Regions from separate parts of the Homo sapiens genome. Here region 2 is linked to region 1. Evidence: chromatin loops called from intact Hi-C (ENCODE). Cell type or tissue: natural killer cell. All regions are shown on one strand. Links, peaks and the distances in the headings refer to the core of each region. The heading gives the core; the rest is flanking DNA. Region 1 overlaps EZR (ezrin). Region 2 overlaps LINC02901 (long intergenic non-protein coding RNA 2901).

Evidence for each region. Hi-C counts contacts between places; a loop is a spot of excess contacts. Peaks named below come from ENCODE experiments on the same cell type or tissue, not always from the same donor. Only the 100,000 strongest peaks of a DNase experiment are listed, where the experiment ranks them.
Region 2: a loop joins it to region 1, with 5 times the contacts of the local background. A loop is called at or near these places in 4 of 110 quality-filtered maps.

The regions. Positions count from the first base shown.
Region 1 is chr6:158,798,217-158,801,131 of GRCh38, forward strand. All of the region lies in intron 2 of EZR (ezrin), which reads right to left. Among named protein-coding and RNA genes, the nearest start is that of EZR-AS1, 18 kb to the right of the region's middle. RefSeq lists an enhancer at 497-696. In natural killer cell, for the core only: no CTCF peak of the experiment used is centred there; a DNase peak (open chromatin) is centred at 1,462; H3K27ac peaks cover 182 bases.
Region 2 is chr6:158,903,330-158,906,244 of GRCh38, forward strand. All of the region lies in intron 2 of LINC02901 (long intergenic non-protein coding RNA 2901), which reads left to right. Among named protein-coding and RNA genes, the nearest start is that of LINC02901, 35 kb to the left of the region's middle. RefSeq lists a silencer at 574-774. In natural killer cell, for the core only: no CTCF peak of the experiment used is centred there; no DNase peak of the experiment used is centred there.

The DNA.
Region 1 (2,915 bases), core at 210-2,709:
CCCATTCAGGTGATGGACATTTAACTTGCTCCTTGTTGCTTTTAGCAATTGCAAATAAGAAACAGCTGAAAAACAATGGCATTCAAACTAGACTGTGGTCATTTTCAAAAGAATAAAAATCTTTAGGGAGAAACAAAATGAATTTTTAAAAACTAAACTTTTTGGGTTTACTGTTTTTAAGTTCTAAATGAAAATATTCTATGTTCTTAGAAGTTGCTGGCTGCCAAACTGACACCAACACAGTAGCGGCGCTCCAATCATGCATGGCCATGCTGCACTCTGCCGCCTTAGCCCTCACTGCTTCTGGGCGCTATGGGGTGCCCCACCAGGGCAGAGCTGAGAGGCTGGCTCAGCTCTGCTTCAGAGACCTCCCTCGATGGAAAAGGGACTTAGTTTGCTGCTCCGCTTTTTTTTTTTTTTTTTTTTTTTTTGAGAAAGGGTCTCTCGCTCTGTTGCCCAGGCTGGAGTGCAGTGGCGTGATCTCAGCTCACTGCAACCTCTGCCTCCAGGGTTCAAGAGATTCTCCCACCTTAGCCTCCTTAGCTGGGACCACAGGCACCTGCCACCACAGCCGGCTAATTTTTCTATTTTTTGTAGAGATGGAGTTTCACCATGTTGCCCAGGGTGGCCTCGAACTCCTGACCTCAAGGGATCCGCCCACCTCAGTTTCTCAAAGTGCTGGGATTACAAGTGTAAGCCACTGCTCCACATTTAACTCCAATGATGCTGAGCACAACCCAGCACTCTAATTACAAAAATTTGTTTTGTTATAACTGAACATTCCCTTTCTATTTTAGACTTTCTTGGCTGAACATCTCTCTCCCCCAGCCCTATTCACGGCTGCTCACAAAAACATGACAATACCAGGCATGGTTCATGAAGTCTGGTGTGGGAAGAGGCCTGGCTCACACCCCTTTGAAGTCATTTAAGACATATGGCCAGCTGTACCTTATATGCAGCCATTCACAGGCCCTCGAGGCGCTCAAACTTGAACATGTGAAAAAAAATCACCCAGGGGCTTGTTAAAACAGTTTCCTGGACCCCAGGCTAAGGGTCTGACTCAGGTTGGGAGGGGCCTACATTTCCATGTTTACCGGCTCACAGCTGATGCCAAGGTCACGCTATGACCAACAGTGCCCGGGCGGCAGGGGGCAGAACCTGCCATCAGGAAAACGCAAAAGGACATGACCTGTTTGGCCAAGATTAATGTATTTACCTCTGCTGATTTATAATCCTTTATATAAAAACATCCTTACTAAGTCTCCATTTGTTGTACTAGCAGACAGGTTTTCTCTAATGAAACCTCAGATCACAACAGATGGACTCACATATTTTAATAGTCTCTCTGGATCCTAATCCCCTTATCTCACTGTCTCCATAAACAATATGCCAACTGAATAAATTATAGCACTAGCTATGACAGACATTGGTCGTTTTCCACAAATGCTGGCTAACAGCCAAGCTCTGTAAAACATTACCATTGACTTAGCAAACCTCAACCAGCTTAGTGCAGAAATGCAGATACTCTAATTCGGTCAAGGCAGGCAAAGCAGAAAAGCCCGAGAGGCAAGTGAATTGTCTGTAGGTTTTTTTAAAGCTCTTCTTTCTCCCCATCACCAGCCTTTTTTGGAGTGTCACAGTAATGGCTAACATTGAAAATATAACTTTGTTTCCATGTATTATATGAAGCGAACATCTTTCTTACATGAACAATGCTGCTCCCAGTAACAGACTGTTTTATATACAAAATTATATCAATGTAATTGCAATTGAAAACCCAATGACGACTTTTTACATTATTATGGTTTCCAGCAAGCATATGGTTAGAATGCCCAAGTTTTACTCCAGAAGGGCAGTCCAGAAACCACCCTGTTATAAATAACATTCTTTCAAGGACAGAGAGGGCTGAGATGAGAACCACTATGTTGCTAAAGGTATTTATCAAAATATTCAAAACATTATTAGAGAAGTAAAATAGCAAGGTGGTCCTTAAAATATTATTTTCTATTAAATGAAGTCTCTCTATATATATCATCAATTTATGACACTGACCTGACAGTATACTTGGCAAAGACATCAACACCACTGGTCAGGGCTCTTCTCTAATTCCCGCCCATAGCAGTGGCCATGTCACCAAGGAAAGGAAGGGCTAGAAGAAATTCCAGGGACACACATTTAAGCTCCCTTTTTCCTCAGAGATCCCTGTTCTGATAAGCGTTCTCTCTCAACATCAGCCTTCTTGAGCTAAGTGTCCTTGTTGACTTTTAGGAGGTGGAAATAACAGTATAAATACATGACGCTAGGCTGGGCACGGTGGCTCATGCCTATAATCCTACCACTTTGGGAGGCTGAGGCAGGTGGATCACTTGAGACCAGCAGTTCGAGACCAGCCTGGCCAACATGGCGAAACCCCATCTCCACTAAAAATACAAAATATTAGCCGGGTGTGGTGGTGCACATTGGTAATCCCAGATACACCAGGGAATAAGGCAGGACAATCGCTTGAACCTGGGAGGTGGAGGCTGCAGTGTGCCGAGATTGCACCACTGCACTCCAGCCTGGGTGACAGAGTGAGACTGTCTCAAAAAGAAAAAAAAATTGTACTAATAAAATAATCCTGAGGCATATCTGCAAATGCAATGGATGAAGATGTAGAACACGGCTACTCCTTTCTATCAAGCTTTCTGTATCTTAAATTATACCTGATTATTTTATATGACCTCTTCTTTTAAGGTTAAAGAAGAACATGAGCGCAAAGGCAAAGAAATCTTGGCCAGGCACAGTGGCTCACTCCTGTAACCCTAGCACTTTGGAAGGCCAATGTGGGAAGATCACTTGGGCCTAGGAGGTCGAGCCTGCAGTGAGCCATGCTTGCGCCACCACACTGGGTAACAGAACCCTGTCTTTTTAATTTT
Region 2 (2,915 bases), core at 308-2,807, 110 kb after region 1:
TTTTTAGTAGCGATGAGGTTTCACCATGTTGGTCAGGCTGGTCTCGAACTCCTGACCTCAGGTGATCCGTCCACCTAGGCCTCCCAAAGTGCTGGGATTACAGGTGTGAACCAGTGCTCCCGGCCTGGTTATTATATTTTGAATTTTGCAAATGTTATAAGTGGAAATATCTCTTCTAAAAATAACAGATGGAAAAACTTTAAAAAAATCTTGTTGTAATTTGTATTTATTCCATGACAAATTTGGTTAAAACCTGTCATATTTATTAATCATTTCTTTTGTCTTTAGACTTTTGATGTCTGTGTAAGGCAGGGTTTAGTTGGAGGTAACAGAAACCACTCTTCTTATTTTAAGGAGAAGGAGCTTTGTCAAAGGAAATTAGCTTTTTACAAAATCACTGAAAGGGCCGGAGGAACAGGATCTATGCTGGGCTTCCAAGAATGACTCTGAGAACAACACCCTAGAACTAGTGGCTCAGGAAAGCTGCTACTTCTGCTCCAGGCAGCTTCATTCTAGATATTAGACTGTTCCTTGCTAGGTCTGCTAGAGCTTCACAGCAAAAACCAGTGCTCTGTGCCTGCTCCCAAGACACACTAAGCTACTAACTGTTATGGAATCTCTGCTACCATCACAACAGACAAACAACAACAAAAGTGAAAATAAACCAAATGTAAAATACCTCAAAATCCTAGCTTAAATGTAACAAATACGTTTTTACATACTTAAAGCAGATCAGAAGAATACCAAGGAAATTCCCAGTGGTCACAATGGAACGAAACTGGAGTTGTAAACTAATACTGAAGCCACTGCTGTGCCTAGGATATTTGTCAGTCTTGATGACCTGGATGCTTAACTGGCCATCTGTGCCTGGTAGATAATGCCTTGGCGGCAGTGAAGGGGTTGCAAATTAGGGATTTGAAACTGAGAACTCCACATAGTACCAAGACACTCAAAAAGCTACATCCTCAGGAAAAGAATGGATTGAATAAAAGAAACAAAATCTGACTTTTAGCAAAGAGAAATAACAAAAAAACTTATCTTTGCCTGTGCCCTGGGTGGAGAAAAAAAGCAGCTTCCATGGATGTGTAACTCCACATCTTTACTCTTAGGGGTTTTGGATCTGGGATTTGAGTCTACACCAAGTGGTTTTAGAAGTTAATTCTATGATCCCGAGTTGGTTGCAATTCTGGACGTCTGACAGAAGCAATGCAGATCCTTCCTGGAGGGACATAGTCTCAACCTAGGCCTTATAGAATTCCCACAGATAAGCCCTAGCTGAACATAAACTTTCACTCCAAATTAAAAAAGAATACATGAAGAAACAAGCTACCATAAGAGTCAGCAAGAACTCCTAAGAACTTAAGATAATGGATTTATCAAATGTGTTATATAAAACAAATATACCTAAAATGTTTGATTACATTTAAAAATACAAGAAAAGAGCAAGAGATATTATATAATGTAATCATATACATGCAAAAAATATACAAATTATAAGCATATAGCTTGATGGATTTTCACAATTGGAACACATCTAACTAGCACCCATAAAAAAACCCAAAACATTACTAGCATCCCCAAGTCCCCTGCCCCCATGTTTCCTTCCAGTCATGACCCATACCCTTCACAAGAGTAAGTACTATCCTAACCTCTAATAATAGCACAGACCAGTTTTAGGCAGATTTTAAAAAGCACTAAATAGAACTTCTACGAAAAAAAAAATTTTAAAACCCCAACAAACCAATGAATGAATAGTAGATTTGACATAGCTAAAGAAAGAATTGATATGGAATTAACTGGATTAAAGCTGAAAAAATTTTCTAGAACACAGCATGGAGAGACAAAATGATGGGAAAATAGCAGGAGTTAAGAGACATGGAAGATAGAATGAGGGAATCTAACCTGCTTCTAATAAAAATTTCATAAGGAGAGAACAGAAAGAACAGGTAAAAGGTGATTTTCAGCAAGATAATGTCAGAGAGTTTTTCAGAATTGCTGAAAGTTACATATCCTTAGATTCAGAAGTAATAGCGAATCCCAAGCTGAATAAGTAAAACAAATGAACACCTTAACACATTATAGGGATACCGAGGTCACTGAAGTAAAAGAGAACTATGGGCAATCACAAGGAAGAGACAAATGACTTATGAAGGCACAACAGTAAGATTAACAGCAGATTTCTCAACATTAACAATGGAAGCAAGAAGTCAGTGGAAGAGTAACATCTGCAAAATGCTGAGATGAAGAGATTTTCAGGTTGATTTTTGACAAGTCTACCTGTATGCTATTTATAAGAGATAACAAAATGATGAAAGAGGATGAAAAAATATATACCAGGCAAGTAGATAGGAAGACACAATTTCATAAAGATATCAGTTCTCTAAATCAATCTGAATTCAATTGCAATTGAATTGCAATTCTAATTAAAATTCAAACAGGATTTTTCTTGGACCTTGACAAGCTGGTTTTACATTTCAGTAGAAAAACATAGGCAAGAATACCTAGTTTCGAAGAAGCACAACGTTTGGGTTTACTCTACCAGGTGTAACTACTTATTATAAAGGTCTAATAATTCAGAGTGGTACTGATGAAGGCACAGAAAAATAGATAAAAGGTTTAGAGCAGAAAGCACAGAAAAGTGCCCATGCCTGTATAGAAATTGACAAACATCAGAGGGTCATGGAAGATCAGTGGGGAAAGAATGGTGTCCAGATTATTGGTTTTTCATCTGGGAAAAAAAATAAGGCTGAATGTTCACATTATAAACAAAAATCAATTCCAGGGTCGGCTGAAGATCTAAACAGGAAAGAGAAAAGTTTCCAACTTTTAGAAGAAAATGCTTATGACCTTAGGTTAGGGAAAGATTTCTTATAAGTCACAAAAAGTATAAATAACAATTAGATTGATAACCTCAC